Linked DNA regions of Homo sapiens: regions 1, 2, 3, 5 and 6 are each linked to region 4. A link is a loop called in an ENCODE intact Hi-C map of the cell type or tissue named here. Cell type or tissue: PC-3. All regions are shown on one strand. Region 1 has its middle 54 kb from the start of CEP126. Region 2 has its middle 62 kb from the start of CEP126. Region 3 overlaps LOC105369460 (a long non-coding RNA gene). Region 4 has its middle 39 kb from the start of CFAP300. Region 5 has its middle 73 kb from the start of MIR3920. Region 6 has its middle 160 kb from the start of CEP126.

Region 1 (5,000 bases), 150 kb before region 4:
CTGTAAACTAGTTCAAGCATTGTGGAAGTCAGTGTGGCGATTCCTCAGGGATCTAGAACTAGAAATACCATTTGACCCAGCCATCCCATTACTGGGTATATACCCAAAGGACTATAAATCATGCTGCTATAAAGACACATGCACAGGTATGTTTATTGCAGCTCTATTCACAATAGCAAAGACTTGGAACCAACCCAAATGTCCATCAATGATAGACTGCATTAAGAAAATGTGGCACATATACACCATGGAATACTATGCAGCCATAAAAAATGATGAGTTCATGTCCTTTGTAGGGACATGGATGAAATTGGAAATCATCATTCTCAGTAAACTATCACAAGAACAAAAAACCAAACACCGCATATTCTCACTCATAGGTGGGAACTGAACAATGAGAACACATGGACACAGGAAGGGGAACATCACACTCTGGGGACTGTTGTGGGGTGGGGGGCGGGGGGAGGGATAGCATTAGGAGACATACCTAATGCTGTACAGCACACCAGCATGGAACATGTATACATATGTAACTAACCTGCACATTGTGCACATGTACCCTAAAACTTAAAGTATAATAATAATAATAAAAAAGAAAAAAGAAAATGACCACTGAGTTTGTCCATGAAGCAAATGGATCTGCTGTAAACTGGGCCTTGTCCAGGACTCAATTTGTTACCTGGCATCCCTTTTCCATGAAAATGCTTTGGTTCTCTGGGTATTAATGTCATGTCAGACTCCGTGTTCAAGAGTCCTCCACCTATTTGTGTATTCTGCTTTCCCCACTATACAGTTAGCTGAAATAGCCATAGGGGATCATTACCACATACATTTTCCATGCTGCTATAGAGTCCCTTCCTGAGAACTCAGTTACCTTTCAATGTATTCTGAGATCTGACCTGACTCAGGTTTGGATATTGGGCAAGAGATTGTGACTTTTTTTAAACTGGGAACAACCATTCTCAGCTTCCAGATCTTCTGCCCTTGATTTGATTTGTCCTTGATTTGGTTGCTTAAGTACTTTCCTTGTTGGCCACCATGTTTTATTGATCTTTATAACTTTCTGTGAAGAAAGGCGGACTGCCATCCCATTCTTACAAGTCATTATGATAATGACAATGCTCTAGCTTCTGATGAGTAAGTGCTAGGATCTGGCCTCTATTTTATTCAAGGTCCTATCATTCCTATTGCTATCAGAAAGCCAAGTTCTATGACTGCCTCTCCTACAGAGGAGAATCATTACTGAACATTTTAGTGATTCCAGTGCCCTTCTCAAGGTGTTTTTTTTTTTTTTCATAAGACCTTTGTAAATGGTGTGGGCTCTGGGCCTTCCCATAGAATGTAATTATCAAGTGTGTCTTCCAGCCATATGTAGTGGATTCAGGACATCAATCCTATGTCGTTGAGCCTTTCAATCCCTCCCTCTACTGTCTACCACAATAATTATGGCATTTCAATTTCACTCAGCCTGAGCCATTCTATTTTTCATGCTTCTAGAACTCATTCTAGTAGCAGGATTGTCCTATCTCCTAGTATCCTTGCCAGTGTCCTAAATCCTTTATCTCAGGAGATTACTACCAAATCAAACTCTTTATTAATTAACTATATATATTAGAGTGATGATCTAGCATGCTGAGAAGCCAGTCCCAATCATACTCCCCCAGCTCCTGCTGTATACTTCTGCAGGTCTTTGGAGTAGAGTTCCATTCCTCCTTCCTCAGGTGTAGCACCTTTCAGGCCCATCACCTCTCAAATTGGATTATGCTGTCACTTGGCCATAATTATAGGGCTAGTAGCCAGGAGAGAGTAGGTCCTGAGACAGGCATGTGTCACTCACTTTGCAGAAGAGATTCCTATGCATTATCTTTCAGCCCAAAGAGGTATTTGCTGTTAATAGGAAGAGTTGAGGGCCATTTCTGAATGCTAAGAAAGTTCAGGAGAGTCTGGGAAGCCAAACTTTGGGATGCAGCCACCCAGATGTCCTCATCCTACGTGTCAGGGCCCCAGATTATCCTAATCAGAGCCCCAAATTTGATGTAACAGATCTGTTTTGTGGGACATTTAACTATATTTGACATTCTATCATTTCAACTCTTAAATGGGCTTGGTCCTCATTTTTATATGTCTCCCTGGTGCAGGAGATAAAAAGTTTTTTTGTATACAAAGAACCCCTCTTGCTTACTTTCCTAATTTTTAATTGCCTGCTCGTTATCTTTCTGTGGCACAGAAGCTCTTAAGGACATCCATCCAATTTATTCTTTCTTATAGTTTCTCTTTCCTCTGTGTGTCCCAAATACTTGAAATATTGTACCCACCAATGCTTTCTCTACCCATGGTAGACACTAGACCAACACAATATATCACCAGTGAAAGCTGTATCTGCTCCTCCCACCAATAGTGATAGGGTCCTCAGTTCCAGCTGAGCGGTAAGTAATCCAGCTCCAAAACCCTATCATATCACCTACTTTTTCAGTCCATACCACCTCTGGTACCAATTGCTACAGGTTGAGTTCTCCAGAAGCTACTCTGAGACCAAATCAGGGTGCAGGATTTTTTTTTTTTTTTTTTTTGGAATTAATATTAATCCAACAAGAAGGGGGAGGAAGCAGACTTGAGCAGAAGAAGTCAAACTACAATGCAACAATCTCCTAACCAAACAGAAGGAACGCTCAACAGTCAGTTACACACCACAGTTGTCCTGCTTCAGGCTTCAATGGCCAGGCTTTTTAACCCTACGCTACTTAATTACTGGGTATGGGTTTCCCCAGCAAGAGGGTGTCATTGGACGAGGAATCTTTCTACCAGGGAGGCTGACCTTAAAGGAGCTGACAGCCAGAAGTGCTCTGCACTCCCCACAGCCAGGCTCCACTTACATGAAGTGAGCTGGGTGGCACATCTCTATATCTACCACTTGGTGGCAGTAGTGAAAGGACTGAGATGAGGTTATAAAATGAAAATTCATCTGCCAAAACGATTGCAGGATATTGCTATTTGGAATCAGCAAAATATGAGGAAGATGTACCGGACTCGATTGGAAAATGTGAGGCTGCTAGACCGAGCAAGTACTAAATTTTAGCTCGAGCTTTATTTAGTAATATGGGTATAATTACCAGATTATGGATTCAACTATAAAAGCTGAAGCAGCTGGAAGTTGCTTTTGTGTTTCTCATCTAATTTGATAAAAACTTGAACTCAAAGGTGGTCCAAGCTAGATTTTGGCCTCTATACTGTAAACAAAGAATTTCTGTCAACTAAGTACTTCACGAGATAGAAATTCTAGTATGTATTTACCACATAGCAACCAGATAATCACCACCAACCTTCAACTATATCCTATTAAAGGATGCAGAAGGCACACTCTCCCCATCAAGACATAGGAGAGGAGTGTGCCAACAGCTATGAAGTGCTAGAGTAGTTGTTCTCTATATAGCACAATGCTGGTGAAAAATGCTAAAGATTAAATGGCCTCCCTCAATTCAATAGTGTATTAGGTCATTCTCACAATGCTATAAAGAAGTGCCTGAGACTAGGTAATTTATAAAGAAAAAGGGTTTAATCAGCTCAGCTCTGCAAGCTATACAGGAAGCATGATACTGTCATCTCCTCAGCTTCTGAGGAGGCCTCAGGAAACTTACAATCATGGCAGAAGTCTCTCACTTATGAGTGAGAATATACGATGTTTGGTTTTCCATTTCTGAATTACTTCACTTAAAATAATAGTCTCCAACCCCATCCAGGTTGCAGCAAATGCCATTAATTCATTCCTTTTAGTGGCTGAGTAGTATTCCATTGAGTAATTAATAGAGGGAAAATTAAGCTGCAACATGGATTTGCTTTCATGTTAAGAAAGCTACTGCATTTCATCAGCATCTTTTGTCTCAGCAAATTCAACTCCAGCCTGGGTGACAAAACAAGACCCTGTCTCATAAGAAAAAGAAACCCAAGCTTATCTAAGCTAGATGGGGCATTTATTTTAGCAATACTGTCCATGAACTCTGAAGAGAGACACCAATGATCTCATGATGACTGGAATTCCTTCTGCCACCTTCAAGCAGAAAATTGAAAACTACAGTCTATGCACACACATGCACCCTAAGGGTCAGGCTTTGTCAGCGAGGTCCTATCAAAGAGGATGGGGGCATTGCCAGGAGATACCCCTAATAAATCCATCCCCTAATACGTCCAGCCCTTAATGATGTCCTGGGATGGACTCTCCTTCACAGGCTCATACTTCAGTGTTTGTAAATATGTCATCATAACCCCACTCCAACTGGTAAAATAACTTCCCCACAGCAAATAAAGACACAGCCTAGACAAGTATTAGAAGCAACTCCGTTAGCACAAAGAAAACTTCTCACCAATCTCAAATTTTTCTGTAACTCTACATTCAAGATGCATTTTTACTGCAAAAACAAGTTCCTAAGAAGAACACAGGAATGAGGAAGGATACAAGACAAGCCAGGGGGGTGCAAGAGAAAAGAAAAACAAGTGTTATCCAGCTTGTGATGCAATCACAGGCCAAGCACCCATGGATGGAATCACTTAACAGGCTCTGGGGGAAAACAGACTGTCAGGTCCACTGTAGTGCCACTGGAGGGAGCAGGAGTGAAATAGTGACTGATATCTGTGCTAAATATACTGATGTTCTGAGATTATTGGGGTCAGGGGAGGAGATTGCAGAGAGAGAGAGGAGAAGATTGCATAAAACGGGACAATTAATAGATATGTATAGTGCACAGGCAAGTGGAGTGGTAGTACAAGAGCAAGGTAGCAGGCTCGTACAGTGAGGCTGTTTCTTGGGAAACTAGGGAGCAGCCCAAAGATAGTGGAATTACTAAGAATTCCATTGATATTTCCAATCAGCAATGGCCATTCAAGAGAAAATCCATGCAAAATTTGGGATCAAATGTTTCAGGCATTAAGGAAAGTTAGGGCGACTCATCCTTCCTTTCTCAGTTACGAAAAAAAACCCAACCTTAAATAGAGCAGACAATTTCCAG
Region 2 (5,000 bases), 160 kb before region 4:
GCCTGTAATTCCAGCACTTTGGGAGGCCGAGGCAGGCGGATCATGAGGTCAGATGTTCGAGACCAGCCTGACCAACATGGTGAAACCCCGTCTCTAACAAAAATACAAAAATTAGCCAGACGTGGTGGCGGGCACCTGTAATCCCAGCTACTCAGGAGGCTGAGGCAGGAGAATTTATTGAACCCGGGAGGCGGAGGTTGCAGTGAGCCGAGATCCCACAACTGCACTCCAGCCTCGGCAACAGAGCAAGACTCCATCTCAAAAATAAATAAAATATATATGTATATATTATAAAAAGAAAAAGACTTATCTCCCCCAGAAAAAGGGAATTCTGCCAGCAGACTGCTTTTGGACTCAAACTCCAGCATTAACTGTCCCCTAAATTTCCACGCTGTAGATTTTGGACTTGCCAGCCTCCAAAAGCACACAAGCCAATTCCTTAAAAATCTCTGTCTCTCATAAAAAAAGGGTGGAGGGGCAAATGGGCATTATGTATTTCAATGTATTATATATTTAGTATGTTATGTATTATTATGTATTTTAATCTCCTACCAGTTGTGTTTCTCTGTGGAACCATGGTGAATACATGGTAACAGATTAATATTAGCTAAAATTATAAACAATGTCCATTTGTAGGTTAAATTGAGGCATATTATTCCCTAATGCTTTCTCCTCATTGAGGCATATTACTCCCTAATGCTTTCTCCTCATTAAGGTAACTGATAAGTCCAAATTAGCACTCAGAAAAAGAGACTGATGGCTTCGAAGATTAAGATATTCTAGATACTTGACACTATGATGAGATTATTTTGCTACATAATGTACATTTTCCCCACCCCCTTTTTTAAGCCGATCATTCAACTATTACTGCCTTATGCTAAAAGACAATGCATATGGATCCTCCCTGGAAAATGACACATGGCCTCTTCAGGCCTGCTCCCTACCTCTTCTACTGTCTGATCAAGGGGCCCACCAGATATTGGACTTTCTTCCTTGTGGTAGAAGGTGGAAGCTGCAATAATTTATCTTTTACTTTGGAGGGAATGTCCCAGAATACCATTGACCACTGGACTCCTAAAACTTCATGAATGTGACAAGTCCCTGAATCCTCATAGGGTTTATCTCCCAGCCTCTGAGGTGTGTGTGTCTTATAAAGGCCTCCTGTATGCTACCCACCTCTTGTTCATTCCACCTAATTGTCTTAGTTTAGGCTGCTGTAACAAATTACTACAAACTGGGTGGCTTATAAACAGAAACTTATTTCTTACAATTCTGGAGGCGAGAAGTGCAAAATCAGGGTGCCAGCATGATCCAGTTCTGGTGAGGGCCCTCTTTACAGTTACAGACAGCCATCTTTTCAGTGTCCCCAAATGGTAAAAGAATCAAGCTCTCAGGGTCTCTTTTATAAGAGTACTAATCCCATCCATGAGGTATTTGCCTTCATGATCTCATCACTTGCCAAAGCCCCCACTTGCTAATACCATCACATTAAGGGTCGGGATTTCAATATATGAATTTGGTGGGACACAAACCTTCAGTCTGCAGCACTGATCAACATAACTGTCATCAACATGATACTTTAGCACATGATTTTTCCAGGATGTCTAGATGATCCAGATCTCTTTGGACTATGAGAAGACTGAGGGAGAAAAAGTTAACATAGCCTGGAGAAAACCATAAATCTGTATTTTTGTCTACTCAGTGATAACTGTTTCTGATCCTCTTTTCTCATTGGGATAGCAGCCATATTAATCTAGCCTAGCATAAATACCATACCTGACATGACAGCTGCAACTGGGGCTAGTACGTGGTCAAGCTTGTAGTAGTTAGTTATAGTTACCCTCCCAGATCCATATGGTTTCTGCAGAGGCCAGAGTGGTAAATTGAAAAGATCTATGATATGGCTACCACTTCTACATCCTTTAGATCTTCAACAGTGACATTCATCTCCACTATTCCCTGTCCCCTTGTAATATGTGATTTTGCTTTTCATTTACCATCATGGCTGGTATTGCATAGGGTGATTTCAGGTGCTTCCTCTTGACCTTTCCACAATAATAGCTTTCCCCAACAGGCTGTGAATCCAAGGAGGGTGTTCTACCAACCACCAAGTATGGCAAAACCAATTATACATTTGAGGACTGGAAAATGACCACTGGGAGGAACTAGCGAGCCAAGATGCCCGAATAGGAACAGCTCCGGTCTACAGCTCTCAGCATGAGCGACGCAGAAGACGGGTGATTTCTGCATTTCCATCTGAGGTACCGGGTTCATCTCACTAGGGAGTGCCAGACAGTGGGCGCAGGACAGTGGGTGCAGCACACCGTGCGCGAGCTGAAGCAGGGCAAGGCATTACCTCACTCGAGAAGCACAAGGGGTCAGGGAGTTCCCGTTCCTAGTCAAAGAAAGGGGTGACAGACTGCACCTGGAAAATCGGGTCACTTCCACGCTAATACTGCGCTTTTCCGACGGGCTTAAAAAATGGCACACCAGGAGGTTATATCCCACACCTGGCTCAGGGGGTCCTACGCCCACGGAGTCTCGCTGATTGCTAGCACAGCAGTCTGAGATCAAACTGCAAGGTGGCACTGAGACTGGGGGAGGGGTGCCCGCCATTGCCCAGGATTAATTAGGTAAACAAAGCAGCCAGGAAGCTCGAACTGGGTGGAGCCCACCACAGCTCAAGCAGGCCTGCCTGCCTCTGTAGGCTCCACCTCTTGGGGGCAGGGCACAGACAAACAAAAAGACAGCAGTAACCTCTGCAGACTTAAATGTCCCTGCCTGACAACTTTGAAGAGAGCAGTGGTTCTCCCAGCACGCAGGTGGAGATCTGAGAACAGGCAGACTGCCTCCTCAAGTGGGTCCCTGACCCCTGACCCCCGAGCAGCCTAACTGGGAGGCACCCCTAGTAGGGGCAGACTGATACCTCACACGGCCGGGTACTCCTCTGAGACAAAACTTCCAGAGGAACGATCAGACAGCAGCATTTGCGGTTCACGAAAATCCGCTGTTCTGCAGCCACTGCTGCTGATACCAAGGCAAACAGGGTCTGGAGTGGACCTCTAGCAAACTCCGACAGACCTGCAGCTGAGGGTCCTGTCTGTTAGAAGGAAAACTAACAAACAGAAAGGACATCCACACCAAAAACCCATCTGTACATCACCATCATCAAAGACCAAAAGTAGATAAAACCACAAAGATGGGGAAAAAACAGAGCAGAAAAACTGAAAACTCTAAAAAGCAGAGTACCTCTCCTCCTCCAAAGGAATACAGTTCCTCACCAGCAATGGAACAAAGCTGGACGGAGAATGACTTTGACAAGTTGAGAGAAGAAGGCTTCAGATGATCAGACTACTCTGAGCTACAGGAGGAAATTCAAACCAAAGGCAAAGAAGTTAAAAACTTTGAAAAACATTTAGACGAATGTATAACTAGGATAACCAATACAGAGAAGTGCTTAAAGGAGCTGATGGAGCTGAAAGCCAAGGCTCGAGAACTATGTGAATAATGCAGAAGCCTCAGGAGCCGATGCGATCAAGTGGAAGAAAGGGTATCAGTGATGAAAGTTGAAATGAATGAAATGAAGTGAGAAGGGAAGTTTAGAGAAAAAAGAATAAAAAGAAACGAATAAAGCCTCCAAGTAGTATGGGACTATGTGAAAAGACCAAATCTACGTCTGATTGGTGTACCTGAAAATGACGGGGAGAATGGAACCAAGTTGGAAAACACTCTGCAAGATATTATCCAGGAGAACTCCCCCAATCTAGCAAGGCAGGCCAACATCCAGATTCAGGAAATATAGAGAACGCCACAAAGATACTCCTCAAGAAGAGCAACTCCAAGACACATAATTGTCAGATTCACCAAAGTTGAAATGAAGGAAAAAATGTTAAGGGCAGCCAGAGAGAAAGGTCGGGTTACCCACAAAGGGAAGCACATCAGACTAACAGGGGATCTCTCAGCAGAAACTCTACAAGCCAGAAGAGAGTAGGGGCCAATATTCAACATTCTTAAAGAAAAGAATTTTCAACCCAGAATTTCATATCCAGCCAAACTAAGCTTCATAAGTGAAGGAGAAATAAAATACTTTACAGACAAGCAAATGCTAAGAGATTTTGTCACCACCAGGCCTGCCCTAAAAAAGGTCCTGAAGGAAGCACTAAACATGGAAAGGAACAACCAGTACCAGCCACTGCAAAATCATGCCAAATTGTAAAGACTATCGAGGCTAGGAAGAAACTGCATCAACTAACGAGCAAAATAACCAGCTAACATCATAATGACAGGATCAAATTCACAAGTAAAAATATTAACTTTAAATGTAAATGGACTAAATGCTCCAATTAAAAGACACAGACTGGCAAATTGAATAAAGAGTCAAGACCCATCACTGTGCTGTATTCAGGAAACCCATCTGACGTGCAGAGACACACATAGGCTCAAAATAAAAGGATGGAGGAAGATCTACCAAGCAAATGGAAAACAAAAAAAGGCAGGGGTTGCAATCCTAGTCTCTGATAAAACAGACTTTAAACCAACAAAGATCAAAAGAGACAAAGAAGGCCATTACATAATGGTAAAGGGATCAATTCAACAAGAAGAGCTAACTATCCTACATATATATGCACCCAGTACAGGAGCAGCCAGATTCATAAAGCAAGTCCTGAGTGACCTACAAAGACACTTAGACTCCCACACAATAATAATGGGAGATTTTAACACCCCACTGTCAATATTACACAGATCAACGAGACAGAAAGTTCACAAGGATATCCAGGAATTGAACTCAGCTCTGCACCAAGCGGACCTAATAGACATCTACAGAACTCTTCACCCCAAATCAACAGAATATACATTTTTTTCAGCACCACACCACACCTATTCCAAAATTGACCACATAGTTGGAAGTAAAGCTCTCCTCAGCAAATGTAAAAGAACAGAAATTATAACAAACTGTCTCTCAGACGACAGTGAAATCAAACTAGAACTCAGGATTAAGA
Region 3 (5,000 bases), 260 kb after region 4:
GTCTTATCTTCAGAATTCTGGGGTATATGAGGTATTACTATAAAGATACAGGTCTGCTTCAAAAAACATATATCTTATTTTATTTTATTTTTTAGAGATAGGGGCTCTGCCGGGTGCAGTAGCTTATGCCTGTAATCCCAGCACTTTGGGAGGCCGAGGCGGGCGGATCACGAGGTCAGGAGATCGAGACCATCCTGGCTAACACGGTGAAACCCCATCTCTAGTAAAAAATACAAAAAGTTAGCCGGGCGTGGTGGCGGACGCCTGTAGTCCCAGCTACTGGGGAGGCTGAGGCAGGAGAATGGCGTCAACCCGGAAGGCAGAGCTTACAGTAAGCCGAGATCGCGCCACTGTACTCCAGCCTGAGCGACAGAGCAAGACTCTGTCTCAAAAAAAAAAAAAAACAGATAGGGGCTCCCTGTGTTGCCCAGACTGGTCTCGAACTCCTGGGCTCAAGGGATCCTTCCACCTTGCCCTCCCAAAATGCTGGGATTACGGGTGTGAGCCACTGCGTCCTACCACAAGTATGCTTTGCTTTTGTTTCTTTTTTTTTTTTTTCCTTTTTTAACTTCTTATTTAAGAAAAAAAAGAGAGAGAGAGAGAGACGGGGGATCTCACTTTGTTGCCCAGGCTGGTCTCAAACTCCTGGGCTCAAGCAATGCCCACCTTGCTTTTCTTATGGCTTAAAGTAAGTAAAATAAAATGCTTTGAGAAATGATGGCATTGTTAAATAAACATATAACAAGAAAAGACAATACTCACTTGAATATACAAGTTAAAATTTAAAAATCATCAGTAACTAAATGAACATCAGAGTTAAGCACGAATTCCTTCCTTCAAAAAATGAAAAATCTCATTTTCATTTTTTGAATGAATACTCAGGCCTCTTTGATTATTATAACGATCCCAAAGTCCCTATACTACTCAATAATTATTTTGCCTGAAAATATGTGGAGGAGGAGGGGATTAATAAAGATAAAAATCTCTTAATTGAATATAAACAATTTAACTGTTCAAGAATTCCCCAAGTAAATTTTATCTACATAGTGTGGGTTAAATGTGGGGGGAAAAGGGATGGTAGATGCAAAATGCAGTTATTTGCTTCAAAAATCTATCTGTGTGAGTAGCTCCAATGTATAAAAGATCAAATGAAGAAAGTTTTACCGGCTTGTTTCCAATGCCTCCGACTTATCTGGGTGGATCTTCCCCTCTGACTCATTCTGGAACAGTCCTCCATAAGTCAAGGAGACAGTTTACAAGCTGGGGAGGTTTCCCTTCATAACGGCTGAGGGAACTTATTCTCTCCACAACCACGGTTCAATGTGTCAGGTACTGACATAAGGAAAGAATGTCTCTGACCTAAGGAATTCATAATCTAATAGGGGAGACGGACAAATAAATAGGTAAGTTTAAAAATGTCAAGTTCCCTGTCAAGGTAGAAAAGTATAGGGTGTCTTGGAGCACAGAAGAGGGTGTCCAGAAAGGCAAATGCAGATCAGATACAGAAGCAAGGCGTTGGGGTCCAAAATGCCCAGGTGGATGTCCTGGTCGGATCTCCAGAGTCCTACAGAGGACTTCCTCCACACAGGGCGGGTCAGTTTCAACCCATGGGAATGAAAGGGGGGGAAAACATGGAGAGCAGCTTCCAGCGCAGGGGGAGGAAAACATTCCCCAAGGAAATACTAGATTCCTGAAATATGTCCAGCCCTTGTGGAAAAGATGTAGTTCGGGCTGCAATTCGAGCAAACTTCGGAGAAGCTTCAAAAGCTCCGACTTGGCAATTCAACTCAAAGCGCTCTTCCAAGCTCTTCCTATTCAACTGCAACTTCTAAGGCAAAGTCATTGTTTACAGCCTGGCGGAGTTGGAAGAGTCTCCAAAAACACAACTTGCCGTGACAGTTGGAGTTTATAACCACCCTCGGACTTTAATGACAGGCAAGTCTGAGAAGCTTCCAGCACCACGGCCTGACTGACTTCTGCGGGGCTGGAGGGAACGGTGGGTCCCAGATTTGGGACCACCCTTCTGCAGTGAACACCTCCCCCACATTCTCGTTTGCCACGCCTCTAGGCCACCTGGAGCTGAAGTTTCGCTGTTTTCCACGGCATTTCCGGAATGCCAGGGCATGCCCTGTCAATCCTGCACGCCCTGCGGCCGCGCTGCTTTCTCCACCGGGGCAGCGCTGAGTAGGCGGGGCATGCGGGTGGGGCGGGGCTCCAGCCAGGGTGGGTGGGGCCTCTGCACGAACACCTGCCTGTACTTGGGCCCGGAGCTTGGATCTCTGCCCAGAGAGCTCCGGCAGCCCCAGTCATCCCCGGCAATCAGGAGGCAGCGCCGCTCGGCTGCTGCAGAGGGCGTTGCCCGACTTAGCGACAATTTTGTCCTACCTCCTCTATACACCTTGCTCAAGTGACTGGACTCTCGAGATTCAATTTCCTTATTCACAAAATGGGGTTGATTATCGTTAAATTTCACAGCTGTTTGAGGATTAAAAGAATGACGTATCTATATTGTTTATGTGCCAAGCACTGACACTTATTCATTAGTGCTCGTTTCTTTCCTTTTTCTTTCCAAATTCAGTCTGATTCAGCAAATAGCTACCGAGGGTCTACTTGTTTCCAGTCACTGGGGATTTAATGGCAAAATAACCCTCAAGAAGCTTATTGTCTAGTGGAAAAGACCAACAGGTAAACGGGCAGTGGGAAGTGCTGTGAGGGTGGAATTGCTGGGTGTTGGACAGGTAGAGGGGGCTGTGGAGGAAGAGCACGTTGCAGCTAGTTAGAGAGGTAGGATGAGAGCAAGGACAGGGAGAAGCTGGAAGTAGTACAGACCCTCTGGAAAGGTGAAGCTGGATCATGGGGCCAGATCATGAAAGAATTCCTAAATTATAAATTCTAGTGGCTACAGATTTTTATGTTGAAGCAGAGAGGAAACATGGAAGTATCTTAAGCAAGAGACTATGATGTGATTTGGATTTTAGAAAGATTCCTCTGGGTAGAGATCACATCGATGCAAGGCACAATTTAGCTCCTAAGCTCATTATTAGCAGCTTCATTTGAGGGTCACATAAAGAATTCCCCTAGGGTCTAAATAAAGTATTTGGAATTTTTTAGGTCAGGCCATGTAATTCTGAATTCTAGAAAATGACTAGAATTGGTTAGTTCTTTCTCTATAACTGGAATTGAGTTGGGTTTTAATATCCCCTCTATAAACCAGGCTTGATTTCAAACCAAATTTTATTACTCAGTTGGAAAAAGAAAACTTTTATACCTACATTAATCAACTGCCCCTTTGTAAACTTGCTTTCTCACTCACCTCCACGTGCCTAGCTTCTGGGATCAAGAAACCAGGAGGCAATGAAAAGTGTTATCAGACTTGCATTAAGACCAGCCCCTCCTTAAAGATGTTCTGGAGACAGAACTTAATCAGGTGGAGCTGGGCAGGGCTGAGGCTTCAGGCTCAGGCTCGCAGGCTGGTTTGGGGGATTAAAAGCCTAAACAAGTTAGTTGGGTTGTTCCTCTCCCATCATTTCCTGTTAGGTGATATGTGAGTTGGTTATGTTCTTATTTTAATGATTCACCCCTGAACATTGCTTCTGAAACAGCAGTTTGCAGGGTTAGCGAATAACTGTGCTGTCATCCCTATTTAAACCCAGTGAACAGTGATTTAATCTCAGATGTGCTCAGTGCAGGCTTCAGGTTCTCTCTGTCTAGTCCTATCATTGCATAGGATGGGTGACTGAGCTGGTGTGGGGATGAATTAATTGGCTCCTCCTCAGAGTTCCTCCAGGTGGGCAGGTTCTAAAAGAGTGAGTCTTGTCAGCACCAACTCCTTTTTTGTGTGTGGCAGAAGGTAGGTCTGAAATTTTGCCCTGAGTTGCTCCTAATTTGTTCAGTGATCTGGAATTGCTCCTTCCATTCTTTGAGGCTTAGTTATAAAACAAGAGTTTGATAACATGCTGGAAATTTCCTTCCAGCTCTAGGAGGGTTCTGGTCATCAGAGCAGTCAATATCAAATCCCTACATTTAAAGGTACAGCGTGAAACTATAAAGAATTATCCTCAAACGCTCCTCTGGGTCTACACCTTTGCCTGGCAAGCAGTCTCTTTGTCATTGCAAATTGATTTCTAAATGAAACTGCAAATCTTGTCAAATATACAGGATTACATCAAGCTGATGAAAGTAATAATGGAGAGAGCAAGTTCTTTGCACAAACAGGGGTCTTGCTAGGGAGATTACCTAAAAGCTGAAGAAAAAAAAAATAAACAAGAATGATGACAACCTAAGTGCTTCAAAAGAGAATGATTAGATTAGCAAAGGATTAATAGAGACATTTTGAAAAAACTTGGTGAAGCCTATTTACATTTTTATAAAAATGGCAAGTCAAACATGATGGAAAATACCTGAAAAGTGATGTCGATAAAACAGTAAATACTTGATTTATTGGAATTATAAATAATACTTGTTTTATAATTTCATTATGTTTTTCAAAATGAAATCCAAACTTTTTTCTATGAAATTTTGTTTTCCCCTTTGTGTCCATTTTAAATGGCTTTTTCGGATATCACTATTTCCTTTATTAATCTTCAATCTTGTTTCAAAAGGGATTTAAGAGGCCTAACATTCTGTGTTGAATACCAGTATATTCTAAACTCTGTTGCCAAATAAATCCACTTTTAATACCTCTGATGGTTCTCATTTTAAAAATATATTTTGCCTATTAATTGGCATTTTTTTCTTCTTCTTTTGAGATGGAGTTTCACTCTTGTCGCCCAGGCTGGAGTGCAATTGTGCGATCTTGGCTCCACCTCCTGGGTTCAAGCAATTCTCCTCCTTCAGCCTCCTGAGTAGCTGGGATTACAGGCACCCGCCAACACACGTGGCTAATTTTTGTATTTTTAGTAGAGATAGGGTTTCGCCATGTTGGCCATGCTGGTCTCAAACTCCTGACCTCAGGTGATCCGCCCTCCTTGGCCTCCCAAAGTGCTGGGATTATAGGCGTG
Region 4 (5,000 bases):
GGGAGACTTTTTGAGGTCCATACAGTTGTCCCTGGGCTGCAGCATCCCACAGGGGAGGCTTCACCACCAAGGTTTTTACAGTCACAAGCACTCATTTGCTTATGGTATATGTCTTATCAAAATGACAAAAATACTCCTTTTTATTGCCACAGTAGAAGAAAAAAAACCATTAAGAGCTGATTATTTGAAATGGAAAAATGTCTACATGCCAAGAAAAAAAAGATTTTATCTTGCAATAAAGACCTTTTCCTATAACAACAGCTAATGTTTGTTGAAAGCTTTTAATATGCCAAGTCTTGTGCAAAGCTCTTTATATGCAGGATTTCATCTAATCCTCCTAGGAACCCCATGAAGCATTATTATTATGTCCATATTCAAATAAGAGAATTGAGGTGTTGCAAGGTTAAGTAATGTGCCCAAAGTTGCAAAGGTGGGGAAAGATATATCCAGGAATCAAACCAAAGTCTATCTGTCTTTAGAACTGACTTAACCTCTACCATGTACAACCAGCTTTTTTTTTGGAGACAGAGTCTCGCTCTGTCATCCAGGCTGGAGTGCAGGGGCACCTTCTCGGCTCACTGCAACCTCCACCGCCCAAGTTCAAGTGATTCTCCTGCCTCAGCCTTCCGAGTAGCTGGAATTACAGGCACCCATCACCATGTCTGGCTAATTTTTGTATTTTTAGTAGAGACGGGGTTTCACTACGTTGGCCAGGCTGGTCTCAAACTCCTCACCTCAAGTGATCCACCCACCTCGGCCTCCCAAAGAGCTAGGATTACAGGCATGAGCCACTGCGCCCAGCCAAGGTTTCTTTTCAGAGAAGAATTTTCCAGATGATTATGAGTATAGGCTTATTTACAAGATTTAGAATTAGCTAAAAATATTTTTTCAACTTTTTACAAACATGACTAAGGTGAACATATAACGAAACCTTTTATAAACAAATGCATATACCAATTGGGTGGAGAATTGTTTAATTCGCCACATGAGCACTTAGAACATACTGAAACTTTAAATCTTTTAAGCTTTTATAGCCTACCAGTGGAATGTACTAGGAACTCTGTCTTTTTTTTTTATTTTTTTGAGACAGCATTTCACTCTTGTCTCCCAGGCTGGAGTGCAATGCTGCGATCTTGGCTCACTGCAACCTCCACCTGCCGGTTTCAAGCAATTCTCCTGCCTCAGCCTCCATAGTAGCTAGGATTACAGGCATTCACCACCACACCTGGCTAATTTTATATTTTTAGTAGAGATGGGGTTTCACCATGTTGGCCAGGCCGGTCTCGAACTCCTGTCCTCAGGTGATCTGTCTGCCTTGGCCTCCCTAAGTGCTGGGATTACAGGTGTGAGCCACCGCACCCGGCTGGCACCCTGTCTTCTTAATACCAAAGGTGTCAGCATCATTAGCTGCTAGCCAAATGGCAAACAAAACCACTTTACCTACTTGGCCAAGTAAATATTGCGAAAGTAAGGAAGGGATGGAAAAATAAAGGTTATTTAGTCTTAGCTATTGTATTCCTAAAGTAAATATAATCTTGCAAGTCATCATGGGGAAAATAACTAGGGAAACCTAAATTATCCTCCAAAATTCCCTTTGCCTTTCATATTCAATAAAGCCTAACCCTCCCTCACCATCAATAAGTCAGTCTGTCTTTGGTTTGCTTTGGCGGTTGAATAGCTGCTACGTTAGTGGCATATACAAAATGAGAGGGTAGAAGATCAATAGAGAGATTATGTAAGAAAGAAATTCATTACAGTATCTCTTTATAGCACTTCTATTTGCTTATTGACTAAATATTTATGTTAAGCACTGTCTATGTGCCAGGCACTATACCCCAGCTACAGAAAAAAAAAAAAAAAAAAAATGAATGATATATTCCCTGCCCTCCAGTAGTTCAGTTTCCTGGGGGAATGAGACATAAGTAATCAACTGTAATAGGGCTGAACTTGACCCTAAAGGAGTCAAGTGGAGAAAGCACATATTTTTTTCTGTCTGGGAAAGTCAGGATATTGGGGCTTAAAGTATAAGTTGCGGTTCACCAGGCAGAGAGGGACACAAAAAATATTCCAGGAAGACAGAACAGTATGTTCAAGGTGACTACAAGTAGCTCAGCATGATTGCAGTTCAGGTTGCAAGTTGGGGAGTGGCAGGATATGAGGCTGGAAAGGCAAACATAAGCCCAAATGACATGCATAACTGCCTTGTAATATCACACTTACCTTCTCACTGCATTCTAGAACATGTCTTATTCATCAATGTCTCCCTAACTCAATGTGTGCCATGTAATAGGTCCTCAAATAACAGTACATTAACAGCCCGACAATCTTTTTAAATGTAATTTTATGTCTATCATAATCAGTTGTAAAACTAGGTCAACTTGTATTAAGCTGTTAGTTGGCCTTTTTTAAAACTAATGTAATGACTGCCCTCTAGTGGTTATAAAACAATAAACTTTTCTATCAGTCAATGCCAGTAGCTTTCACTCTTTCCAGTAAGAAAACTTAACTAAGGCATGCCCTTTGATATTTTTATATTCTATTGTATTTTATTTTAAAAAAATGTTGGTTACAAGGAATAATATATCTTCACCCACTAATAGCTTGCCATCCAGTTTGACAACGAGTGTTCTCTGAGAACACTTGGTTTAATATATTAACTATGTCATATAGACTATGGTTTATGATTTAATTTATTCTGAAAGTAGATATGATTTAACGTTTTCTGAAATAGTAGGCTGCTTAAGTTTAACAATACAGATAATATAAATAATACAAATAAAATTCCCCATACACTAATACTAATCATACCTACCAAATATATTATCTTTTCTATTAGTAACTTACATACATTTCACATGTATTACCTCAAAAAAGTCTCTACTACAAATCTGTGTTTACTTTCATTCTTCAGAGTTGCAGACTGAATTTCCTCAGTCATAACAAGACTTACAATAAAGTTATGAAATATAGCTTATTGCTATAATAGGAAAAATAAGAAAACATTCTATAAGGTGATAAACAGGGAAACTGTTAAATTATGGTACATTTATATGATGACTATTACACAGCCATTAAAATTATATTTTCAAAGAATATTTAATGAATTAAAGAAATAACAATGATTCGTTGCTAAGTGGAAAGAGAGGGACCTGGAGCTATACTTAGAGTGTCTCAACCATGGGAGGAAATAAACACATCAAGAAAGAAAAGCCAGGAAATTAATGCAATCAAATATCAGGAGTGGTTTCTCTGCAATCAGATTCCAGGTGATTTTCATTTTTTCTTAATACTTTTTTTTTATATTTTTCACACTATCTACATTGTGCATGTGTAACTTCAGAGAAGTCCAAAAAAATTAAAAGCAAATGAAATTGTCTCCTTTGATAAAAGTGTACACATGAAAGAGAAAGAATGCCCCTCAAAGTCTGCCTTTCCAGATGTCCTGTGTAGCTGAATTACAGACCCTGTAACAGATTTTCTATACTGGAGGATGAGTTTGCTTGTCACAAAAGCATCTTCCAGGGTATTCCTTATCTACAAATATTCGTAAAAGGAGGCCTGGACCTTCAGAATCAGAAGATGAGTAGGTATAATTTTGTGTTATCTCCTGTATATAAGTATCAGTCAAAACAAACTCTCCAAGAACTTTATCTTGGAAAGGTTACATCAGTCTGAGTTTTGTTCCATTGGATGGCCCTTTTTTTTTTTAATTTTTTTAAAGAGATGGGGTCTTGCCATGTTGCCCAGGCTAGTCTCAAACTCCTGGGCTCAAGCAATCTTCCTGCCATCCAGGCCAGGCACAGTGGCACTTTTGACTGCAAAGTATGAAAGCACTAAGAGTATTGCTCTACAGAATGGTAAATATGATATGCAATTTTAAATTAATTTATATTAAAAGGTTGCCAAAGTTATCAATGTTGCTTATATTTCCTAAAATGGATTATGACCTAAACAATATTTATGAACACCTAAAACTCATTAAAAATCTCTTTTCCATTTTTAATATTTTATCCTCATATTTTATTGTATATGCAGTCGTTGTCATAATGCCTTTCTTCCAGAGATTTTTTACAATGCCTTTTTTTAAAGATTAAGTAGAAAACTTTCCAAGAATTTCAAATAATTTTAAAGAAAGAAATTTATACATCAGCCACTCCATCTAACTCTTCATATTAAAGATGAAATCCAAGTACTTTTTAAATGACATTAGTTAAAGCTTCCAATGTCCACGGAAATAAAACTAGTATTTTGCCTTTTTGGTTTCTCCAGCCCAGCAAAGAAAGAATGAAAAAAATATTTGCAGAAAGTGAGAACTTTGTAAGTTACTGCATTGATCAGAAATCAATTCAAAGCTATGTAATACGTATTCACTCAATACAACTTTACTGAGTACCTCTTAAATCATCTCTATGCTTGGGACCAGGGACTCCAATAGAGATCAAATACAATCCCACTAATCAAAACATTTAGCCTATGAGATCTTAAAGACCGGCAAACAGGCAATTACAGCAAAGTGTGAGTGAACACAGATTATAATGAGATTGCCTAGAAGGGCCATCTAATCCAGGACTTGGGCTGTGAAGGCAGGCTTTCTGGAAAATGTGACTACCAAAGTGAGGGCTGAAGGATGGGTTAGACAAGCAAGGATGGAAGAGGATGTAATTTCAGGCATTAGAAACAGCATGTGTCAAACTCAGCCTGCTTTGCCCATACTTCATAAATCTCCAAATCAAACAGGGCTTTCAGGCAAGAGAGCAATTGGAAGCATTATTATACCTCTGCTCTTTCCTGAAGCCCTACTTAAATCACAAGGATTAAAAAGGACAGATAGCAGCCAGGCACGGTGGGTCATGCCTGTAATCTCAGCACTTTGGGAGGCTGAGGCAGACGGATCACCTGAAGTCAGGAGTTTGAGACCAGCCTGGCCAACCTAGTGAAACCCCGTCTCTACTGAAAATACAAAAAAATTATCCAGGCGTGGTGTCAGGCACCTGTAATCC
Region 5 (5,000 bases), 560 kb before region 4:
TAAGCATGCCAATGAGTCGGAAGGCGGAATTGTGCCCTTGATCTCTCAAGTCGCCCACTTGGCCCTCTTCCAAGTAAGTGTACTTTACTTCCTTTCATTTCTGTGCTAAAGCTTTTTGATAAGCTTTCACTCCTGCTCTAAAACTTGCCTTGGTCTCTCACTCTGCTTTATGTCCCCTTGGTCGAATTCTTTCTTCTGAAGTAGCAAGAATTGAGGTTACTGCAGATTCCTAAGGATTCACCACCGCTAACAGTCAGGACACAGCTTGGTTTTGCCAATTTTAGGGACACATGAGACATCAATCAATACATGTAAGATGTATATTGGTTCTGTTCGGAAAGGCAGGACAACTCGAATCAGGAGCTTCCAGGTCATCCGTAGATGTAAACATTTTTCTGATTGACAGTTGGTTATTATCAATAGAAAGGAATGTCTGGGTTATAAGAGGTTGTGGAAACCAAGGTTTTATGTAGATGAAGCCTCCAGGTAGCAGGCTTCAGAGAGAATCGATTGTGAATATTTCTTATCAGATTTAAAGAGTCTGTTCTACCAGTAATTCCAAAAGAGAGGAGGGTAATAAAGCGTGTCTAGCTCCTCCTTCCCATCCTGGTCTTAATGAGTTTTTCAGGATAACTTTGGAATATCCTTGGCTGAGAGGAGGGGCCCATTCAGATGGCTGGGTGGAGCTTAGAATTTATTTTTGGTTTACAGATTGAATAAATCACATGTTGCTGGGCAGCCACAAAGTCCCAGGAGCCCTTCCAAGCATGGAGATGCATAAAAGTCATTGGATGAAAATGGCATTAGATACTTCTCTTGCAAAACACAAGTCAAGACACATGGAGTACTGCATTATTTTGATTTTCTGATAATGCATTTCTTATGGATATTTTTGCAATTCTCATGAAATACTGGAAAATACTAGAAGGCTAACAGGCCTGGTGCCTGCTTCAAGAGGAAGGAATTGGGAATGATTTAGATTATCTCACTGGATGCAGTCAGGAGCAGATAGGTTACAATTAATGTCTAGAGTATAACACTAAGAATAAATGAATTGCTGGAAAAGTTATGTCCTCATAATGTCAGCCTCAGGCCAGACTTCTTATTGGAAAAAGTTTATTTTAAAAAATAACTGCTGATCCTGTGACATATTAAATGCCTTTTACCAACCACAATATTGGAGGACTTCTGGCTTGTCCTAATTGATAGCAATTCAAAGGCTATAAGGGGCCATAACTGTTCCTCACACAGGTTTTCTTTATAAACCCTCCCTGGGCTCTTAAATCATTAGTGAGATGTCATTGGTTTAGGAGAGAGACACCTACCCTAAGTTCAAACCTAAATGTTTTGGGGATTTGCAAGAAAAAGTAATTAGGTCTCAGAGTGGACAGCATCAGGCAGAAGTGATCAAACTGAGACAGGCTCTTTGTGTCCTGCTTCTTAGTGAGGCTAAATGTCAAAAGAACTAATGACACAAGCTATGGGTTAATTATATCCTATTAGTAGGTCATGAAAGACAACTGGATCATGGCTCTGAAGCAGCCTGATAGGCTAGACCTGTAAATGGAATAGCAGAAAAAGCTGGCATGTGATTCATTTATTGTTTACTTCTACTTCAGCCAAAAGATGGCTTTCTTATTAAACAAAAGTATGAGTGAATGAGTCAAAAGTCATCACCCTGCAAAAGGGAGATGCAAATCACTCAGGAGCCACCCAATGACTGGACAATGTCAAGGTTTTCTTACATAGATTTGGTATGCCCTCTAAAAAATGAGATGAAGCCACAAGCTGTGGCAGGTAAATTAACCCAAAACAAATTAGTCCAGGTTTCATTCTCAAGGGCTGTATAGCTATCTAGGATGAATAAATTAAGATGGGCCTCATGGAAGTAGCTTGTATTAATTAGGTCTTTTGCTTATAAATAGACTACTTGTATTCTGTTTCTAGTACTGCTACTGGCAATAGCACCCAGAGCACTGCAATGAATTTCATAGGTTTCAAATAAAAGTTTTGTGAGCTGGACCTAATATGGGAGTTGCCCTAAGCCATCTTATGAATGATACTGTTATAAAATGATACAAATATCATGCTCACAAGTAATAAAAATGCTTTGAATTTTTCCCACATATTGCTCAAATGTGACTCATCTTTTTCAAAAATGGCAAATATGTGGCATGAGGGCCAACTTCCCATGTCCATGGCAAGCATTATTCAATGTCTCTATGTCATTCTTTCCTACCAATTCTGACTGGGCCTCAGAATCCTTCCTAGCACAATGCCCTAGACGTAATGTACCAAGTGATCAGAGAAACATGAGTTAGAACCTAAATTTCAATAGATTTGTGAGGTTTAAGTGAGAGTTGTTTAAGACGGAGTGGAAAAAGAAATTTTGGAGCCACATGCTTTCTCTATGATTGCTAGTATTAACTGAATGCTTATCATCAGCCTAAAATGTATTAACTCATTTAATCCTCACAAAAACTCAATGTAGGAGATATTAGTGTTTTGTTTTTCACCTGTAGAATTGGGATAATGAGGTCCAAAGAGGTTAAGAAACTTGGTGAAGAGTATACAGCTATTGTCAGAGCTGGGATTACCCAATACTTCTGGCTGCAGATGCTATACTCTGAACCATTGGGATGAAAAGAATTCAAAGAGATAAATAATACAGAGAGACTAGAAAGGGAGTAAAATCATTGAAATGAAGAAAAAAATGTAAAAGGATATGTGGGAAAAGAAAAAGATCCATATTTATAATTTTTGATAGAATTATAGATAGCTGTGTTTTGAAAAATGTCTTTGAGCATATATACAATTACATATATATGTGTTCTTTAGCTATTGATTGTATATCATGGCAGACTCTCTCTTTATATATATGTGTGTGTGTGTGTGTGTATGTATACATTTTTCTCAATGTTAACAAACAGTAGCAACAACAGGATATGTTAACATTTTCCAGAATATAAGAAGACACTTTACAATTTGACCTTTTCCAATCATTCTGGTGAAAGTCCATTTTCTGAAGAAGAGTGAAGGGTAAATGTCACACAGCTGAATCACAGACTACTAAAAAGGTTAAAGCAAACGCAGAGCATTGCCACAGTTCTTTTAGCCTGAGACATGATAATAAGTAAACTTACTTTATTTTGAAAAAATTCTTCCTATGGTGGTATAACAGTATCTTTTCATAGACAATAATTAGGACAAAAATGCAGGGACGTGAAATTCCAGACTCACTTCCTGAATGTCAGCATCAAGGTTTTCTTTTATTATTTAGGAAAAAAAAGTGTGCTTTCTATGCATTTGCCAGAAGATATAGCTCTCTGTCAACTTTTGATACACTACTCCATCAGTTTATCACTGTGCAATGATGAAAGCCTTGTGACTTCCAGGGTGGACATTAGAAAAAGAAGAAAGGTTAAAAATTCATTTGATTCTCTACAAACCAGTTGTTATGATCTGAATACTCGTGTCCTCTCCGAGTTTACATGTGGAAATCCTAACCGCCAATGTGAGGGCATTTGAAGATGGGGCCTTTGGGAGGTGATTATGTCATGGGGCCAGAGCTCTCATGAATGGGATTAGTGCCCTTATGAAAGAGGCCCTAGAGGCCTCACTTGCCCCTTCCTTCATGGGAGACACAGAAAGTGGACACTATCAAAAACCAGAAAGTGGGCCCTCACCAGACACTGAATCTGCCAGCACCTTGATCTTGTATTTCTCAGCCTGCAGAAGAGTGAGAAATAAATTTCTGCTGTTTATAAGCTATCCAATACGGTATTTTATTTTAGCAGTGCAAATAGACTAGAATACCAATCTTTCTCCTGTTTTTTCTTCAGCGTTCCAGGTAACATTATACTTAGTTAGGAAGTGTTACAGTCGTTATGAATATATGATCTCCTTAGTAGATATAATTACCTTTACCATTGAATAAGGTGCCTTTTGATATGTAATTTTCATGAGATTTTGAAAAATATGAGCCACTATTTCTATGATCCACTTATATTGGATAAATTGATTATCCATCAAATGGCACTAATATTAAAAACAAAAAAAAGAAACGATCATACAGTTGGTCAGTGTCTCTAGCTATTTACACAGCTATACAAAAATCTCTAATTTAAAATGAAATATTTTTGATAGGTCTTATCATTAAATCCATCCCAGGAAAGTGTTTTTGAAAAGTGCTTCTGGAAACTTTTATAGCTGTAGTTATGAATACAGAGTAAGGAAGAAAATTCAAGCAATCATTCTAAGATTCATGAAAAGAAAAATGAATTTACTTTAATTACCCGGTCTTGTAGAGAGTCTCTGCTGTGTCGCTCACCTCAGCTAGCCACATATGGAAGTAAAGACTTGGACTAGCAGTCCATGTTTTGTATAACAACAGATAACAGCTGAAGTTTCAGTTTCCATCCATTTTAGGGTTCTGGGCTGCACTCCTGCACAACCTTGGATTAACTTGGAAACATGCGCTGTCTACATCAAAGGGTAGAGACTCTGAAGTGTAGGAATTCATATTCAGCACCATTCACCAGAGCTGCCAAGATGACTGGCATGACGCTCACAAACCTTGCTTGGCACACAGTGATGAAGGAGGGTTTCGGAGCCAAGAGGGAGATGATATTTATGTGTTCAAATCAGAACTGATGTGGGGCATGCTTAGAACGTGCCACCTGGAGAAACATCATCTGTGTCTGGGGCTCTTCCTTGGTCTGAAGCTGGTAATCGATCCTGACAGTGATTTCGTTAGGGGACTGGCTGGCAGGCAAATACTGACATATAGTCTCTCCATTTTAATTGAAAATTCAGTTTGTTTTCACTCTTCACATGACAATAAAATTCTTTCATACTGAAACAGTCCTGGAAGGGTGGGATAGACTGTCCAATTAAAGTGAAACCATTTGCTCCTGAGTCAATCCATTCTCCTCACTGACTCAACAGCCATTGAATTTACTATTTGCTCTCCAAAGAACTCCCTAAGTGTCCCACACTCA
Region 6 (5,000 bases), 250 kb before region 4:
AGGAAGAAGAAAACTAGGTATTTAAACAGAAGAATGTCATACAAAAATAAAAATAAGAAAAGATTACATAACGGTGGTAAAAGAATAGAGAAGCACAACAAGGGATGAACTTTGCAATAGCAAAAACTTGCTACCACGTTTTGACTTGGAATGCAACAGTAGAAAGTACCAATGGAGCTGAACAACCACAGATGGGCTGCCCAGAATTACCAGGGACCTGAAGAAGGACTGTCTGATAAAAGCAGGATCTTCCGAAATGCAGCGGCTGCCTGAGACCTGGGGAAGCAAGCAATGGTATAATCTGGTTCTCCCCTCTCCCTCCAGTATTCCATAAGGACTTTCTTGAACTGAGACCTCTAGAAGCCAGAAAGCAAGAAAGGAAGCCTGGGAAATGTAGTTCCAGTGTTATTGGGGGTGGAGGGGACTCATATTGTGTACATTTGCAGAAAGATTTTAAATTACAAAGATACTCAGACACTTTATGTGTGCAACCTCAGCCAGAGATTGTTACCCACATGACAGGTGGGTTCAATTACTTGGCAAATGACAGTCCGATGACCACAACCCACAACCAAGGAAGATTTTAAAAGGGGATTTTATTACTTGCAACAAGTAAGGAGGATACCCAGTATAGTTACCCAAAACAGTGTCTCCTCAAAGATGAAAACAGGGCTTTGATTGAGCTGGTTAGCTGAGTCATTGTATGTAGAGGTGGAGTAAAGGCAGCACAGGCACATGCCCATCATGCTTCTACATACATGGTATCAATAGCAAATGGCCAAGAAGCTCCTCCCAGGGTGGGGTTTTTAGTATGGTAATGAAGAGAGTTCACCAAAGTTCACCCCCAACTCAGGTATCTCTGGACCCAACTGATGTTTGTCTTTCAGGGCCTGAGCTTCTTCCTAGAACTTTTAAGTGGGTACTTTTTCACAGTGTGTACCAGAAAATCCAGGGACCCTGAGTTACAGCATTCTCAATGCTCGCCTCTTCCATGCCTCAATTTTAAAAGGATCCAAAATGTTAATAATTCATATGGGATTATCACATACTGTTTCACCCTACCAAACTGAGGAAACGTGGATTTCAGCCCTCACCTCTCAGTTATTCCATGCAAAATTAGGTTCTCAGAACACCAGAGACTGAAGCAGAAGCTTAGTGGTACCTGAGGGGAAAACATGGGCAAAGATGTTCTCTTTTTTCAGCCTTGACAATATGAAATCTTGATTCTGTGACTTGGGAACCTGATGAGAAATTTTACCAATTGTAAAGGTGAGTCTTGGCATTGTGCATTTACTGCACCTAGAAGGGAGACTTACCTGGGCAACTTGTCTCTCTCTCAGAGAATGACATTGAGACCATCTTCACTTCTTGATATATTTAGAAACTTGCCTTGAGTCAGACCCAGTTATCTCACATGAAGTAATTTTTTGCTTCCATTATACATATTCAAAACTCTGGCCTTGTCCCTGGGATTCCAGAAATTAAAGGAATCAAATGGGAACTAGAAGCTGAGTGGGGGATCTATCTGGCAGCAGAAGCTCTTGGGTGTCCCGTCCATAGGCATTTTTCCCTCCTGTGCCAGAGGGCCTGGTGAGGCACTGAGGAGGACTGGGAAACCCTCTCACTAGGGAAAATCTGATCCTAGTTGTCACACATGTCTCAACTGGAAAACGATGCTTTTTCTGCAAATTCCTACAACTGATACTGCCTCTAGGGCCTGGTGAGGATCCATACTGCTAGCTGGTGCTGCTTTGTCTTTTTCCTCAGATACTGAATGTTCCAGGCCTTGGCACCATTTCTTTCTGCTCTGATCATGGAGGCTGGCTCAGCTGAACTTGCAGCAGTTGGACTTTTACCTCTCTGTACATCGATGGCTAGCACCATTTCCTGTTGATGAGTGTCTTCTTTGCTTTTATTTTTGCTTAGCCAAACTTCCATCTTTCCAAAATACCTCCTTTAGATTTTGCTTTTCAGGGTGAAAGAAGAAATAAAGAAGTTCAGATGCTGCCTGATTTAACTCTGATTTGAAAAATAAATGCACCCAACAAACCAACATGTAATCCTAGTCTGGACTTAAGCTGTTATTAAACACCACTTCTTACCCAATTCATCTTGACTCTTCCTTTCTATAAAGTTATAATACTATAAATTTCTCAAGAATGATCCCTCAGAAGACTAGGAATAGCTGCATCCCCACCTATAATTAATGCACCACTTTTACACCTACCAGAAATTTTTTTGAGTATTTTTCTCTAATCTTCCTGATTATCTCTTCAAAATCTCTACATGTGTAATTTATTTTGTACAGCTATCTGACATTTACAGGGGTAGTTGTTCAATTTCTCTTCCTAAAGACTTTCTACTCACAGCTTTGAGTGGCAATCCCTTGATAGATTTCTGGATTCTGACCATGTATGGAACAGTCTTTCCAGTCTGCTCATTAGGATTACGCCCCCTTTCTCTGATTTTACAGCTACACTCCATCTGATCTAGTTAAAAATTCAAATATTTATCTAGTTTATAATACCATTTTAAAGAGCAGGTAGGCAGAGTAAATCTTTTTCCTTTTTTAATTTATTTCGTCTTCAAGTTTTTATTTCCTTGTCATATCTGTCAAGTCTGTCCTCTAAGGTCTAACCTTTATTCTAAGGAAATACTGCATTTCTCCAATTTATCCAAGCTATCTTTCTTAGGTTCCCTCAGAAGCAGACCTTGAGGCAAGGCAAGTGCAGTTTATTTGGCAGGTGTTGCCCCAGGAAGCACCAGTAGGGGAGTGGGGAATGAGACAGGGAAGAGGAGGGAGCCACTACCTGGTTCAATTATGAGCAGATAGGCTCTGTGGGCATCTGGGGCTCAATCTAATGGGTGCTTTGGGTGGATGTCCCACTGAAGAATGAGGAAGGTGAGAATTTATCCTCCAACTCCTGTCCATCATCGGTTGAGAGTTACCCCACAGTCGTTATAAATACTGTTGTTCCAGTCTCTTCCAAGCTCTAGAGATATTGCATAAGTAAGCCAGTGCATTACTGTCTACTGTGTTCATTCCCAATTTTTCCACAAGTGGGAGCTTTAGCAATATTGATGTTACAGTATTCCAGGTGTTCCCCCACCTCACATTTACTGCCAGCAATGAGGTACTTATTGCTATTTGGACAGTGACTGTTTCAATTCCACAATCCCATCCTGAGGCTCTGCTTTGGAATATACCTTAGAACTATTGTCTTCCATTGAGCTACTCCTGAAATAAAACTGGATATAAGGATTTGAGTGAAAACTTTTTATTTTGGAAGTGATCCCAGGAAGCACTAATAAGGGAGTGGAGAAGTGAGACTAGCAAAGAAATGACACCAATAGTGTGTGTTAACAAGGAAGTTACTGATGTGGGCTCCATCCCACTGAGGAAATCATTAGGTCTATGTATGTCTCACAGTTATTTTAGGGGGAAGGAAGCTGGTGGTTTAGCCACCAGCTCTTGTCTGTCCTTGCCTGAAGACTGCCCCCGGGTGTTATTTCCTGGGTAATTCCACCTTTTTCTGGGCAAAGGCTAAGCATGTGTCTTGGTCCACTTGGGCTGCTATAACAAAATACCATAAACTGGGTGACTTACAGTCAATAGAAATTTATTTCTCACAGTTCTGGAGGCTAAGAAGCCCAAGATCAAGTCACCAGTAGATTCAGTGTCTGGTGAGGGAGAGCCCACTTCCTGGTCCATAGACGGTGGTCTTCCCAGCCTCACATGGCAGAAGCAGCAAGAGAGCTCCCTGAGGTCTCTTTTATAAGGAGGTGATTATTGTAAGGACACTCATTCTATTCATGAGGGCTCTACTGTCATGACCTAATCACGAACCAGACTCCACCTCTAGATACCATGGATTTGAGGAACATAAACCTTCAGTCTATAGCAGGACGTGACCAGAAAAGAAGACCTCAGAGATAGCATGGCAGGGGTCTGCAGTAGGAGGCTGCAGAAATATAGAGGAATAGCGAGTATTTAGAAGACAAGAGTGGGCACCAACATCTGCCATATAGTCTTCCTTCATTTTGTTTCCATGATTCTGCTCTTACTGTTTTGATAATCAAACTAAAATAGGTTTTTCAAATCAATCTTACTCCTCTTTAGTCCCTAAACAAAGTTGATTCCTGGAGATGGACAATTCCAGGCATAGGCCTTTCTTTTTTTTTTTTTTTTTTTTTTTGAGACAGAGTCTCACTCTGTTACCCAGGCTAGAGTGCAGTGGCGCGATCTCAGCTCGCTGCAAGCTCTGCCTCCCGGGTACATGCCATTCTCCTGACTCAGCCTCCTGAGTAGCTGGGACTACAGGCACCTGCCACCACACCCAGCTCATTTTTCTCGTATTTTGTTGTAGAGATGGGGTTTCACAGTGTTAGCCAGGATGGTCTCGATCTCCTGACCTCGAGATCTGCCCGCCTCGGCCTCCCAAAGTGCTGGGATTACAGGCGTGAGCCATCGTGCCCGGCCCAGGCATAGGCCTTTTTAAATTGTCAACTTAGACTTTGAGTTTGCAACTGTTTTATTTCTCAACCAAAAATCTGACACATTTTCCTTAGAATAATTATCCCCATTCTTTTTGTTTATTAATGAAATGCACCACTTTCCTCTCGGCAAAGCTACAGTTTGGACTTCTGAAACCTAAAACAGTGATTAGAGATAATGAAATTAACTAGAGTCAGATTCAACTGGAGACTAAATAGTGTGGAGTGACTCTTGAACTTAGTAGCAAGCTTCTCCAGATCCATCCAATGGCCCGAGGTGCAGGTAGTAAAATTTGAACAACTAGGTTAGCACTGACTACCTAGGCCTAGGACTAGCAATTTTAGCAAGAGTGCTGTAAGATCATTTTACATATTGCATGTATCTATTCCAAGTTATATTTCTTGACATGGAACTTTTGTGTCAAAGGAATATACTTTTTAAAAATTGTCTAAATACATTTAAGAAAAGTTAATCCATTTTAAACTCCAACCAAGAGTATGTAAAA

Evidence for each region. A loop is a pair of places that touch in the nucleus more often than their neighbours do. Peaks named below come from ENCODE experiments on the same cell type or tissue, not always from the same donor. Only the 100,000 strongest peaks of a DNase experiment are listed, where the experiment ranks them.
Region 1: a loop joins it to region 4, with 8 times the contacts of the local background. A loop is called at or near these places in 100 of 110 quality-filtered maps.
Region 2: it touches region 4 in a loop (7-fold over the local background); 100 of 110 quality-filtered maps call a loop at or near these places.
Region 3: a loop joins it to region 4, with 5 times the contacts of the local background. A loop is called at or near these places in 8 of 110 quality-filtered maps.
Region 5: it touches region 4 in a loop (5-fold over the local background); 26 of 110 quality-filtered maps call a loop at or near these places.
Region 6: it touches region 4 in a loop (19-fold over the local background); 5 of 110 quality-filtered maps call a loop at or near these places.

Annotation. Positions count from the first base shown.
Region 1 is chr11:101,858,036-101,863,035 of GRCh38, forward strand. No RefSeq gene overlaps it. Among named protein-coding and RNA genes, the nearest start is that of CEP126, 54 kb to the right of the region's middle. In PC-3, CTCF peaks have their summits at 2,902 (motif pointing right), 4,604 (motif pointing right) and 4,804; DNase peaks (open chromatin) are centred at 2,896 and 4,576; H3K27ac peaks cover 361 bases.
Region 2 is chr11:101,850,320-101,855,319 of GRCh38, forward strand. No RefSeq gene overlaps it. Among named protein-coding and RNA genes, the nearest start is that of CEP126, 62 kb to the right of the region's middle. In PC-3, a CTCF peak has its summit at 2,105; a DNase peak (open chromatin) is centred at 2,142; H3K4me3 peaks cover 866 bases.
Region 3 is chr11:102,266,552-102,271,551 of GRCh38, forward strand. It overlaps LOC105369460 (a long non-coding RNA gene), which reads left to right. Exons shown (of 5, transcript XR_007062863.1): 2 at 2,579-2,685. Among named protein-coding and RNA genes, the nearest start is that of BIRC3, 48 kb to the right of the region's middle. RefSeq lists a silencer at 2,198-2,307. In PC-3, CTCF peaks have their summits at 2,410 and 2,612; DNase peaks (open chromatin) are centred at 1,240, 2,260 and 3,630; H3K4me3 peaks cover 3,033 bases; H3K27ac peaks cover 1,375 bases.
Region 4 is chr11:102,005,605-102,010,604 of GRCh38, forward strand. No RefSeq gene overlaps it. Among named protein-coding and RNA genes, the nearest start is that of CFAP300, 39 kb to the right of the region's middle. RefSeq lists an enhancer at 4,407-5,000. In PC-3, CTCF peaks have their summits at 2,382 (motif pointing left) and 2,586; a DNase peak (open chromatin) is centred at 2,137; H3K4me3 peaks cover 1,320 bases; H3K27ac peaks cover 3,417 bases.
Region 5 is chr11:101,444,324-101,449,323 of GRCh38, forward strand. No RefSeq gene overlaps it. Among named protein-coding and RNA genes, the nearest start is that of MIR3920, 73 kb to the right of the region's middle. In PC-3, no CTCF peak of the experiment used is centred here; DNase peaks (open chromatin) are centred at 58, 1,668 and 2,138; H3K4me3 peaks cover 661 bases; H3K27ac peaks cover 1,525 bases.
Region 6 is chr11:101,757,195-101,762,194 of GRCh38, forward strand. No RefSeq gene overlaps it. Among named protein-coding and RNA genes, the nearest start is that of CEP126, 160 kb to the right of the region's middle. In PC-3, CTCF peaks have their summits at 3,059 and 3,264; DNase peaks (open chromatin) are centred at 3,067 and 4,307; H3K27ac peaks cover 1,812 bases.